2 separate regions of the Homo sapiens genome follow, and region 1 is linked to region 2. Evidence: chromatin contacts called from ENCODE Hi-C or POLR2A ChIA-PET data. All regions are on one chromosome and are shown on one strand. The core of a region is the stretch at or near the end of the contact, and the rest is flanking DNA. Distances in the headings are between cores, read along the strand shown.

Region 1 (6,234 bases), core at 518-3,017, 36 kb after region 2:
TAAGAGGAATTTGCTTTCCCTGTCTGCCCACCAGGGGCTATATGTGCCACCTTTCAGGTTGGGGCCAAGGAAGTGATGTCAGTGTGACAGAAGGGAGAGTTAGACCTCCAGACGTCAGCCTCCCTCCCATGGGGTACATTTTCAATCTGAGTGTTGTTGCCTTAGCTGTGTTGGTATTAGCTTGATTGGTTGGTCCGCTGGTTATGAGGTGTAGGGAGGCAGTTTTTGTTTAGTTTTTAGGACTTTGCCTCTTCCTTTGTCCTTAGCATAATTTCTAGGCAGAGCATCCACGAAGTCGGTTTTCATTGCCAGCTCAAGAGCGACAATCATTTACGAGTTCCTATGTTATGTTAGGTGCCTTATGTATATTATCCCAAATCCACTGCATGGTTTAAATACAGGCACTGGAATATAAATGAAAAAGGTCATTACAGTCACTGACTTTCTGCAGGACCTTAAACATTTCTCTTTCCACAAGTTTCCCCTTAATCATGTGTCAAACCTCTCTTCCTGACGGGAATGTTGTGCTATAATGAATCTGCATAACGCTTGGGATTCTAGGAGGAAGGAAGGTTCCATGGACATGTAAGTACAGCATATTCCCCTCAGTCTTCTAGGAGGGCAGAGTGAATCCCAGAACTGGTAAGATTGGGAATCTGAGCATTGCCACTTTAATCTTAGAATATTTATCATTTTGACACATCCTGTTTTTTAGAGAGGAAAACAAACACAGTTTCTGCATTGGTAGTGTAAAGCATACCTTGTTAGGAACGTGTTTTGTAAGACACATTTGGGTTGTCACTCTAGAGCATGTCAAACTTTGTACTTCAAAATATATTTAGTATGATTGTTAGTGGTAACATATATCAAGGCTTTGAATTAACTGTTTTATTTAATTTTCACAAGAAGCACTTATTTTAGCCATAGGAAAACCAATCTGAGCTACAAATAGTTCTTTAAAATAAGCCCAGGTTATTTAGCTATTCTAGAAAGTGCCGACTTCTTTCAAGAAGCAGGCATTGTAGGACAGCTGAGAATTATCACATAGCCTAAATTCTAGCCTGGCAGCAAGAGTCACATCTGAGATGTCCAAAAAAAAAAAAAAAACACCTGATCTACATTGAAAGGGGGTAGACTAACGTATGTGAGACCATTTTCCTATTTGCAGTTACAAGGTTAAAGAACTTTGAAGGTCATTCGGCTGCTAAGAGGCATGTCGAACACTCTGTGTGGCTCTTTCACAGTAAACCCTCCTAAGAGCAGAAGACACATGGCTGTTAGTGTCTGCGTTTAGATTTAATTTCTCAAATAAAGGCCCTTGGCTGCGTATCATTTCATCCAGTTATAAACTAGGGCTCCTGCAAGCACCCCCATTCTAAGGGTGAATTATTGAAATCAGTTGCTATTTGATGAGTCACAACTGGCCCAGCAGGCAGGGCATTTGAAGTCATGGTCATCAAAAAGAAATGATTGTTTTTTGAAAAGCTAAATGCTTAAAATGCTTCTAGAGGGAAGTCGTGGGGCGTGTGCTCATTCTCTTTAAAATCAGGGTTGTTGAGTTTGTTTTTAAACATTTTTATAAGTTCATGAGAAAAAATATATAAATTCTAAGAACCAACACTGTATTCCCAGAAACATGACCCTCGCTGGTCTTGGGTCCACATATCATTGGACTCTGGGGGACACAAAGATGCCTGTGACACTTTGGTGTTGCCGAGTTAGTCAACAATTATTCTGGGAAAAAGCAGAATTGAATTCTTCTCTAGATGTCCTACCAGGGTTGGCCAAGGGCCACAAAGCAGGCTAATAAATTCCCACAGGATCCAGACACCAGGCAAAATTGCTCTAAGAAGCCAGTTACTGTCATCCCTCTATGGTTCTAGAAAAAATAGTACAAAAATGACAGGTCATCCTATGAGCGTCATGCCAATGAAACCCCATCTTCTGGAGAAGCCCTTGAATCAGAATTATCTTTTTTCTTGATGTCGTCAGATGCAGCCAGTTTCTTAATTTTTTTAAAAACTGTATGTTTCTGTGGTATGTATATTTGTACACCTAACTACCTGGCACTTGGAAATCACAGCACTACTCAGAGGCAATTGAATAAAGAGAAATTTAATTTTAAATATCAAGTCCTGTCAAACATTTCTCAAACTTCTGATTTTATCAAAGGTTTGCCAGCCAATAAAGTGCATCCCAAGTATACAGGGGAGAAAGCTAGACTCCTACAGGGTCCTAGAGTTTAAGTAATTTTTTTGTTATTAATATAGGTAATAATTTTTCTAATTTTTATTTTTTGGTTCCAAATGTAAAGCTCCTTGTGTTTACCTCTGTTTATGTCATTCTTGACATGTTTATCTAAATTATGTGTGCTCTGTGACAGGTGAAATGTAAATCTGGGATCCATAGTCAAGATATCATAAGGACCTACTTCCCAGCCTACCTTTCTTCCTCTACCTGATAATGATAATACTCAAAATAACAACATTCAAAGGAAACACAAAGAAATCCTGCTTTCACATCTCCTATTTCTTGGGCTCCTTAATAACTACTGATGGTTTGTTCATGAAAAAAAATTTTTAAATCAAAAGATTGTACTTGGCCCTGAGTTGAAAAAATTTCAAAAATCAAAAGTTTGTACTTGGCCCTGAGTTGAAAAAAAAAATTCACATTCTAAGAATAAACAGAAAAATGTTCTTCTTGGAAGTAAATAACAAAAGCCATAGTGTTTTCATTTGTCTTTTCTTCAGGATACACGGTAGAAGTCAGAGAATCTTTGATACTTTTATTTGGTGCAATAATCAAGGCCATGCAACAACCCAAAATCAAGCATTTTGGTTCAAGTCAGGATGACATGAGTGGGGACAGAAGCTGTGGCAGTCATTCAAATAATCTCATGGGTCCTGAGGAAAAGACAGGAGTTAATGTATTAAGTTTCTACTATATGCAGGAACTGTGTTAAATATTTTACATAAGTTTTGATAATAGCTAACATTAGCTGAGCACAAAATTTGGGCCCTGATTTGTGCTGAGTATCTTTCACAGATTACTGCTTTTAATCAGCAGTCCTTGTGAGCTAGGTATGATCATTATCCCCATTTTATAGATTACAGATGAGATTCTGAGGCACAAAGAGGCTAAGTAACTTGCCAAAGATCATACGATGTTAAGTAATGGCCCCTGGATTCAGTCTGCAGCCTGAATTCTTAACCAATTATACTGTGATTTCATTATTCTTCAGAATTACACTAAAAAGAAGGTATTATTCCCATTTTACAGATGAGGTATCTAAGCTCAGAGAAGCTAAACAACTTGTGCAACAATCACTAAGCTTATAAGCAGTGGATTAGGGTTAGATTTAGATATTTGTCTGGCATCCAAACCTGTGCTCTCCCTACAGTACCACATGGTTTCCACAGTCTCATCAGACCCCGGAATTTCACTCCCTGAGACTGCTTAATTGTGAATTTCCCAAACTGATTCACCAAGAGCCTACTGTCTCTGCTTTGTAGATAGCTTTGACCACATTCAATGACATTAGGAAAGACTCCATTTCCCAAGATGGCTCAGAAAATCAGATGCTATGACGCATGTTGAAAGTGAAAACCCATCTCTGAGAAAGAAGCATCTGTTTTATTAGTAAAAAAAAAAAATGAAATTTACAGCAATGTTGTGTGACTTCTCAAAATTCTTTCATTTTCTTATTTCAGAATGAATAGTGTTGTTCGTTGGCTGGGAATGGGGAAGAATGTGATTTTTAAAAATAAAGCATAATCAAACTCTGCATAAAAGGAAGTGCTCCCTTTGGCTTTCTGCCATTTTAACTAAATGTAACTCAGGGAACTTTCTTATTAAGTAGTGAATCAGCACCTAGCATGGCTTGCTACTAAACCAATAATAACTTAAGGCATTTCAACAAGAATAATTCTAAACAGAATAACGCTGAGGGAGTCACAAGTTTTCAGTATTTCAGACTACACTCTGAAAAAGAGTTACCCCTGGAATCTTAGAGTGTCACGGTGCCAATCCCAGTCAGGACAGCAGTCAAGTGCATGAGGCAGCAAACCCTTCCCACCTCAAAGATTCCTCAGTGGAAGATTTCTCAACAATTATTTCTGTCAAAGGCTTCCCAGCAAGGACACTTTTAAACCTTACATTTTTTCCAGTGGTTTTTTTTTTTTCCTTTTATATATCATTGTTATTTTGAAAACATCTCCTGAGGAACTAGTGTGATAGATTCTAAACATGGGTTTGGAACAGTCCCATCACCAACTTCAAAAAAAGAAGATGTGAGCTTCTAGGTTAATTGTAAAAACTCATTACATTTGCAGAGCTTTATTGACTTAATTTAAAATCATAGAACCACTAATAAGGTAACAATTATGGGGGCTTAAGATGTGCTAGGTACCACTCTAAGCACTTTTTTGGTCACCACAAAATGATGAAAGTATGATGTAGGTACTATTATCATCCCACTTTAAGATGAGAAAATTGAGGTAAAGAAAACTTAAGGAACTTGTGTAACATGGTAGGGCTAAGCCTCGGGACCCAACAGTCAAACTCTATGGCCATCATCTAATCACAAGGCTATACTACCTCCCCTGATTGCAAGAAGACTCAGGTCACAGGTAAAAGGAACTGCTCATCAGAAGTGATGAGTTTTACATGTCTCAGAGATAACTCCAAAGTTACACTAAACCTTCTAAATCAAAATAAGAAATAGTGCAACATCTTAGAGTTTGGTAGCTCCAAGCAATAGACATTTTTAAACAGGGTGCATGGGGAAAAGCTGTAGTTTTTATCTCCATCAGCCTATTTGCTTATTACAACTCAATAATGGCGAAGGGAAGCTCAACATTTTGCTGGTTTCTGTTGAACAAATTCCCACAGTGCACTAGACCACACGCCTCAAACACCTACCGCTTCCAGCCAACCAGCATCACATATTACCAGAGTTATGGTAATTTATACCTGGCAAATAAAGGAAGAACAGAATAGTGATGAGAGAAACCCTCAAATTTCAGTAACAATAATGCAGAGAATAAGGTTCCTTCCAATTTTTAAATTAAAAAGAAGACAAGACTTTTTTTTAATTTAGGAAAAGCAAAAGGTAATCATGTCTTAAATGAACTTCACATACTATTAGATGAGATAAGGTGTGTAAACCTTGAGCCCACAAGAAGTACATTGGTAGTGATTAAGAGTGTGGGCTCTAGGGCCGCGCTGCCTGCCTCTGAGTCCCAGGCCTGCCTCCTGCTGGTTGGGAGACTTTAAACAAAGGATTCAGTCGCCCTGTGCTTCAATACCTCAGCTGTGAAACGAAGACAATAATAGGTGTACCTCACAAGTTGTTATGAAGATTAAATGAAACAATATGCATTTTGTATATAAAACACTGCCTGGCACAGAGAAAGTATTCAACACATGTTAGCTATTATTATTCTTCTAAGGGGCACTCAATAAACAATAGCTACTATTTTAAAAACTTCCAATGAGGAAAACACAATTAAACAAGTTCTTTTGTGTTCTCTGTTAATATGAATCCCAGTTTGAGACCCACAACTAAAATAGGAAAAGTAGAAGGAGTGTCGCTATAAATTTCACATTGACACAAGAAATCTATTCCCAGGAGTCGTTGAGAGATCTTTGTTTCTTCTCTTTTTTCTTCTTACTGAAGTTTATATGTTTACATTCCTCTGTATTCAGCCTGTTTGTCCATTTTTTCCTGCTTTGTGTTCATCTATTGTGCCAGCATTCTTTTCGTGGTATACAAAGATGAGATCAGATTCAAAAAGACTGGTTCAATATTTTTATAAAATAACATCAGCTTTGAGCCTCTACTATAAAGACACTGTTTTCAGTTCAAAGTACCAATGTTAAATAGAATGAATGTAGTGGACTTAGTAATATGAAGAGAGCTCTTCTGGGGAAATGTTTGTAAACCAAACATATTCTCTAAACAGGATAGTTGGTATCCTGAGTAACCTGGTAGCATAGTTGAAGCTTAAATAGGCCTATTACACTGAAAGTGGAGCAGTTGGCAACCCTATCCCTGAGACTACCCCACTTCAGACCTGCAACAGTTGGGCTGACCTAGGAGGGCGCAGCTCACAGCTGTCCTTATCCCTCCTTTCCACACTGTCCTAGGACAAAGGGTCAGCAACCTGGCCTTTTTAGAGTAATTGATCCCCTTGCCTGAGAGGCATGATCACTTTCCAAAAACAGAAAGAGTGA
Region 2 (6,192 bases), core at 3,161-5,660:
GAAATCTCCTCCCCTTTCTGGTTGCAGTGACTGAAGTTTTACTCATCTCCCAAAATCTAACTCAGACATTGCCTCCTCTAGAAAGGTTTCCCAAAATGATCAGCCACCCCCTTCGTCCACCACTTTTGCAATGCTTCTGTTCTTTATGAATACTTTTATTACCTTTGCCAGATGTATAACTTGTTTTTCTGTCTGCCACCCCTACTAGCCTGAGTATACGGAGAATATAATTGTATATCATTTCCATATTGATAAAAAAGTGATTGAATAAACAAAACAATACCTTCTCTCAAGGAGAGAGATACACTTTTGTACAATAAAAATAAATATAACGCAAGATGTAAGATATGTCATAAGGCCAGGTGCTCACGCCCGTAATCCCAGCACTTTGGGAGGCCAGTGGGGGTGGATCATGAGGTCAGGAGATTGAGACTATCCTGGCTAACATGGTGAAACCCCATTTCTATTCAAAATACAAAAAATAAGCCAGGCGTGGTGGCACACGCCTGTAGTCCCAGTTACTCGGGAGGCTGAGGTAGGAGAATCGCTCGAACCTGGGAGGCAGAGGTTGCGGTGAGCTGAGATCGCGCCACTGCACTCCAGCCTGGGTGACAGAGTGAGACTCTGTCTCAAAAAAAAAAAAAAAAGTGTCATAAGACAGAGCAATCAATAAATGTCCATTTGCAAGCAGAAAAGAAGTCAATTAATTTTGACAAAAATTTAAAAGAAAAAAGGCCGGGCGCGGTGGCTCACGCCTGTAATCCCAGCACTTTGGGAGGCCGAGGCGGGCGGATCACGAGGTCAGGAGATCGAGACCATCCCGGCTAAAACGGTGAAACCCCGTCTGTACTAAAAATACAAAAAATTAGCAGGGCGTAGTGGCGGGCGCCTGTAGTCCCAGCTACTTGGGAGGCTGAGGCAGGAGAATGGCGTGAACCCGGGAGGCGGAGCTTGCAGTGAGCCGAGATCCCGCCACTGCACTCCAGCCTGGGCGACAGAGCGAGACTCCGTCTCAAAAAAAAAAAAAAAAAATTAAAAGAAAATGTAATGAGGTAGGGAAACATTGATTGACTGGCTGATATAAGATCTCTCAAGATGGCCTTACCTTTGTCAGTGTAGCATAGTCCCCAGCTGACTCTCAAATATGCAGATTCTAAACCAGTTTTGTCATTGTTCAAACAATATCTAGGGATACTATACTCATGCTACCTGAAGACACGGGACACTGAGGCTAAACTAGAATTCTAGTTTCTTGCTTCAGAGGGAGGGAAAAAACATATTGATAAGACTGAATACCTGCATCTTCTGGTCAGTGTGATAGTTTCCCTTAGGAACCAAATTTATTAGTAAAGCTAGATTTGTGAGTGTGAAATCAGAACAAAGTCTGTGAGTTGAAAGATTCAATAGTGGATGCCTGCTCTGCTCACCTCTGCAGTTGAATGCACCTGTTACTTGCACCAGGCAGAGCAAATCTTTAGTCTGGCTGCCTTCTTCTCTGGGCAGTACTTTTATGGGCACTGTTTGTCTATGACTCTTTTCTAATTTCTATTTCTAGACAACCCATTCAGAAAGACACATTCTTTCCTTAGACATGTTAATACCTCCCATTAGTCAGCTCTGTTCTGTGCTCAGTCCACTTATGAGGCAACTTTAAACATTTCTGTTCTCATAGGCAACCTGTTGATTTAGAGTTAACCCTCCAAGGCAAGCCCTGTTATCTTATTTCCAAGATCTTAGATGTCCCTGACTCCTGACAGTAAAATAGCTTTGGGGGAATTGAGGAGAAAGGAGAGGGGCGCTTCCTGGAGAAGACAGTGTTAGGATTCTGACGGGGGTGGTAAGGATGGGAGACTAGGACTTGGTTAACTGCACTGCTTGATAACCGCATTTTTCAAAAAGTATGTGTCAGTTATTTGAGGAAAATTACAAGGCCTTGAATTATGTAAATATATTTTTAATATGCACACTTCACTGGCTTGGTCATATTCTAAATTTTGCAGCCTTTTTGCTGTTTGAAAGTATGAATTTAAGAGAGCGCTCAAGGATGAAGCATTATTTGTATTGCTAGGACTGCTAAGCAGTGAAACACACTTTAAGGGCAAAGTTTCCTTTCTGGTGAACAAACAAAAGAGAATTATATTATCGTGTAATATCATGTAATATCGTGTGTATTTTAGGTATTTTCTATGTGTCTGATGATGAGAAAATTAATCATGAAAACTTTAAAAAATTGTAATTCTTGCTTCTTAGGAGCCAGAGAATTTCAGTAAACCAGAGTTAAAACAGGCAAGTTTACATGTCTATTAGTTGCTATCCTGTTTTAAATGAGTATTAATATCTTAGTGCCTGGTTCAAAAGTTACATCTCACAGAGAAAGTCACCTTAGAGTGTGACTCAAGATCACTGAGGTCTGTGCTAGTTTCAGCTGTGTCAGTTGCTGTGCAACCTTTAACAGGGATCTTAACTTCTCTGGATCTCAGTTGTTCTGTCTGTGAAAAATAGAGGGTAGGTGTTTTAATGTTTTCAATCTTTCACAACTCTGCAACTTTGTGAGTCTGTGAAGTATTATTCCAATAAATGGATCAAAGTTTGAGATTAACTCTTCTTCCTCTCCATCCCTCCTCCCCACTCCCTCCCTCCCTCTCTCTCTTACTCTGTTTTTGTTTTTGTTTTTGTTTTGTTTTTTCTTTCTAACTTGTACTAGAATGTGCAGAGCACAGGAGGTCCTTTAAACGTCAGCAGAGCTGGACACTTGTTGACCGTGTGATCTTGGGCAAGCCATGTAACATCTCAAAGATTTAGTTTTGTCTTCTGGAAAATGGATTTAACAGCCTTTACCTCTCAGGGTTATTGTGAGGATTAGAGATAATGTATGTAAAGTGAAATGTTTAGCTGTTATTATTACTCATTTACCATGATGGATAAGTTTTTTTGTTTTTCGAGACAGGGTCTCACTCTGTCACCCCAGGCTGGAGTGCAGTGGCACCACCATGGCTCACCGCAGTCTCCACCTCCCAGGATCAGGTGATCCTCTCACCTCAGCCTCCCAAATAGCTCAGACTACAGGCACGTGCCACTGTGCCCAGCTAATTTTTTTTTAATTTTTTGTAGAGACGGGGTTTCATCATGTTGTCCAGGCTGGTCTCAAGCTCCTGGGTTCAAACGATCCTCCTGCTTCAGCCTCCCAAAGCGCTGGAATTATAGGCGTGAACCATGGCACCCAGCCTGGATAATAAGATTAAAATAAGGTTTCTGCTTTTGTAAAGATAGTAGAGATAATATATTATCTAATAATTACAATATAAAGTACCAGAAGAGAGATACAGGTGCATACCACCGCACCCAGCTAGCTTGTATGTATGTATGTATGTATGCATGTATTTATTTATGTAGAGATGGGGTCTTGCTATGTTGCCAAGGCTGCAAAGTAATTTTTACTGAGTTTATAGACTAATAATACCTCTTCCTGGGGAGTACAGGAGAATAATCAGGTGAAGGGCTTCATTGATCTGGGCTTTGCAGGATAAATCATATTTGAAGACAGAAGGACATTCTGGGGCACATAGGGTAGATTCTGAACACAGAGAACAGTTTCCTTCTAATCTACTACCATCTTCAGGGTTTTGCACTATTGCCTGGTACTTTTTAAAGGTTTTGAAGTAGAGATGTTCAATACCACCGTGTATTTGCCCAAGAAGTCATTTGTTCTCTGAAGAAGCTGGCAAAAGAAAAGTTGAAGGAGCTTTAGGGAAAGGCCCTTTAAACAGAAAGAAGCTCCTGACCATGGGTTTATCTGGGAAAAAAGCAACTCTCCTTTAATAAGTAAATCAGAGTCTCATTCTGCTACCCAGACTGGAGTGCAGTGGCACAATCATGGTTCAATGTGAGCCACTCTCTCTGTTGCAATGTGAGCAAGACAGCCTTCCTGTTATCACACTATCAATCTTTTTCCACCAGGTAGCAAGGTTTGGCGACTTAATGAGGTAATAAAAAGCAAGACACTGACACAGGTAGGGGATGTGAGATGTGAGGCATTGTTTCCTTGTGAAGGAAAAAGACCACTTGTAACCCACTGAGATAACCTGTCCTTCATTTTCCTGGGTCTGAGAGGATCATTCTCCTTTCACTCTTTCTTTGCTTTTAATGTGAAAGACCTTGCTAATAATAAATGAGAGCCCGCCTCCCTTTGATATGTCCAAGCTGAGGAAGACTTCCTGATGACTGTCATGTAAAACAGCAGAAGACACCCACAGACACACAGAGAGAAACAGACACACACGAGTAATACAACCCCAGGGATCACCACCCAGGATTAATAAAATAGCATGAGCTATAGTTGCTCACATTACACAGGCTTCCTTCTCGGCAATGTGGCATGGTGCTGAAATGTTGTTTAAAAATTTGTGCTGCCACCTTCATACCATGGCCATATTTTGAAGCCCATGACCTCATCGCTATCTGAGTTGCCAGGGCTGGATTCCAGGAGAAAGGGGAAGGGAGGTGGACAGGAGAGAGAAGAAGCAAAGATTAACAAGTTGAAATAACAAAAACTTTTAATTCCACTTCTTAGAATTCAATTATGTCATTTGCAGAGAGGGTCCATGTCTTCCTGCTGTTCTTTCTTTCTTTCTTTTCTTTTTTTCTCTCTCGCAACATCTGCTGAGACATAAGTCTAGAAAATCTGTAACCACCTGAAACCATTCACTGGGGCACAAATCTATTAGGCCTAGAGTTTCATATGAGTGCAGTGAAGTGAAGTTATATTTGAGCTCTCCATCATAGAATTTCTATTCCACATGGCTGTTCTTTCTACCCTCACACTTTCCCCTCAAGAGGTAAAAAGTCTCTCCATTTTCATACCCACTGTTCGTTTTCTCCTTGGCTTTGTGCCCCATGGGGGGTGCCATTAACATGTGTCTAATGTGGCCATGCCCCCTTGAACCTGTGCAGTGTCCTAGCCCTATGGCCCTTCCATACATAGTTAAAAGAAGAATGGATCAATTGACAGAAAAAAAATGGAAGAGAGAAAGAAAAATTGCTTCTCCACCTCAAAATCTTAAATCAAACATAGCCTTGTACACGAGACACAGATACATTTATATATATTTATATTTAGATACTGACTTCTAGACTAAGGACAGATACTGAAATAAAAACAGCACTTTAATATTGTCCTTAAGTAGATACTCATTGTTAACTGAAGAAATAGGTAAGTAGCTATTTAACCCTTCATGTCCATAGCACATAGATTATTTAATATTCTACAGCAGAACTTTTAGAAAGTCAAGGCAACTTTTATTTGTCCAGAGTTTAAGTTTAAATTCACAGGTCACTCAAATCCAGTATACCGGGAAGCCAAAATATCAAAAATGCAAGGATTTATTGAAAAGCCATGACGCTTTTTAAAATTTAGTTCTTATTCTTTATCAAAGTTACATATACCTAGTTTAAAGAGTCAAATAGTTCTAGAATACGTTTTATGAAAAACCATCAATTTTAGATTTCCCAAAAGCAAAACATATTCTTTTTACCTTTGTCTAGTTTTCTTCTTATTTCTAAAATATACATCTGTGTTTACCTTTGTCTAGTTTTCTTCTTATTTCTAAAATATACATCTGTGTTTACCTTTGTCTAGTTTTCTTATTTCTAAAATATACATCTGTGTGATTTCTTGATTTTTCTCAGTTGTAAAAATTATTCATTGTTATGTCACAACGGAAGATGAAGATAAATAGTTCTGTTACCCTTCTCCAGTCCCTACTTCAAGCTCATATGATTACCTAGTGCCCCCCATCCTCCCAATATAATTATATTTTGATTGAATCACTATTCAGTGCTTAGATTATTAAGCTTAGCCAGGTAGTATGTTAGGAATACTTTTTCCTTTCCTGCATAAATTATTTTCTCCTGATAATTGACAACTGTCTTTCTTTTTAAGATTTTAGTTTTCTAAGTATTTGTCATTAGTTCATCCCCAAACTCACTCCATCTAACTGTCCTCCTGGTATTTTAAAATATATCAGGAGTGCTATCAATGTCATTTTTTTTCTTCTGAGATGGAGTCTTGCTCTGTCACCCAGGCTGGAGTGCAACGGCGTGATCTCAGCTCACTGCAACCTCTGCCTCCCCAGTTCAAGCAATTCTCCTGCCTCAGCCTCCCAAGTAGTTGGGACTACAGGTGCTTACCACCAC

What was found. A loop is a pair of places that touch in the nucleus more often than their neighbours do. ChIA-PET counts read pairs that join two places held with the same protein, here RNA polymerase II (POLR2A). Pooled maps may share reads with other maps.
Region 1: a loop to region 2 is called in a map of tibial artery, with 4 times the contacts of the local background. The contact joins two enhancer-like sites. A Hi-C loop is called at or near these places in 16 of 168 maps with a recorded cell type or tissue (CD14-positive monocyte, ascending aorta, chondrocyte and 9 more) and 8 of 50 pooled maps. POLR2A ChIA-PET finds 5 or more read pairs at or near these places in 5 of 52 experiments (AG04449, AG04450, BJ and 2 more).

What each region holds. Positions count from the first base shown.
Region 1 is chr4:119,034,729-119,040,962 of GRCh38, forward strand. The region is part of intron 4 of SYNPO2 (synaptopodin 2); the gene reads left to right. Among named protein-coding and RNA genes, the nearest start is that of SYNPO2-AS1, 53 kb to the left of the region's middle. Within about 2 kb of position 1,768, at least 4 of the 41 ENCODE cell types and tissues checked have a DNase peak (open chromatin) inside an H3K27ac peak, as active enhancers do; they include gastrocnemius medialis, where a contact is called at or near this core.
Region 2 is chr4:118,996,226-119,002,417 of GRCh38, forward strand. All of the region lies in intron 1 of SYNPO2 (synaptopodin 2), which reads left to right. Among named protein-coding and RNA genes, the nearest start is that of SYNPO2-AS1, 15 kb to the left of the region's middle. Within about 2 kb of position 4,411, at least 8 of the 41 ENCODE cell types and tissues checked have a DNase peak (open chromatin) inside an H3K27ac peak, as active enhancers do; they include gastrocnemius medialis, where a contact is called at or near this core.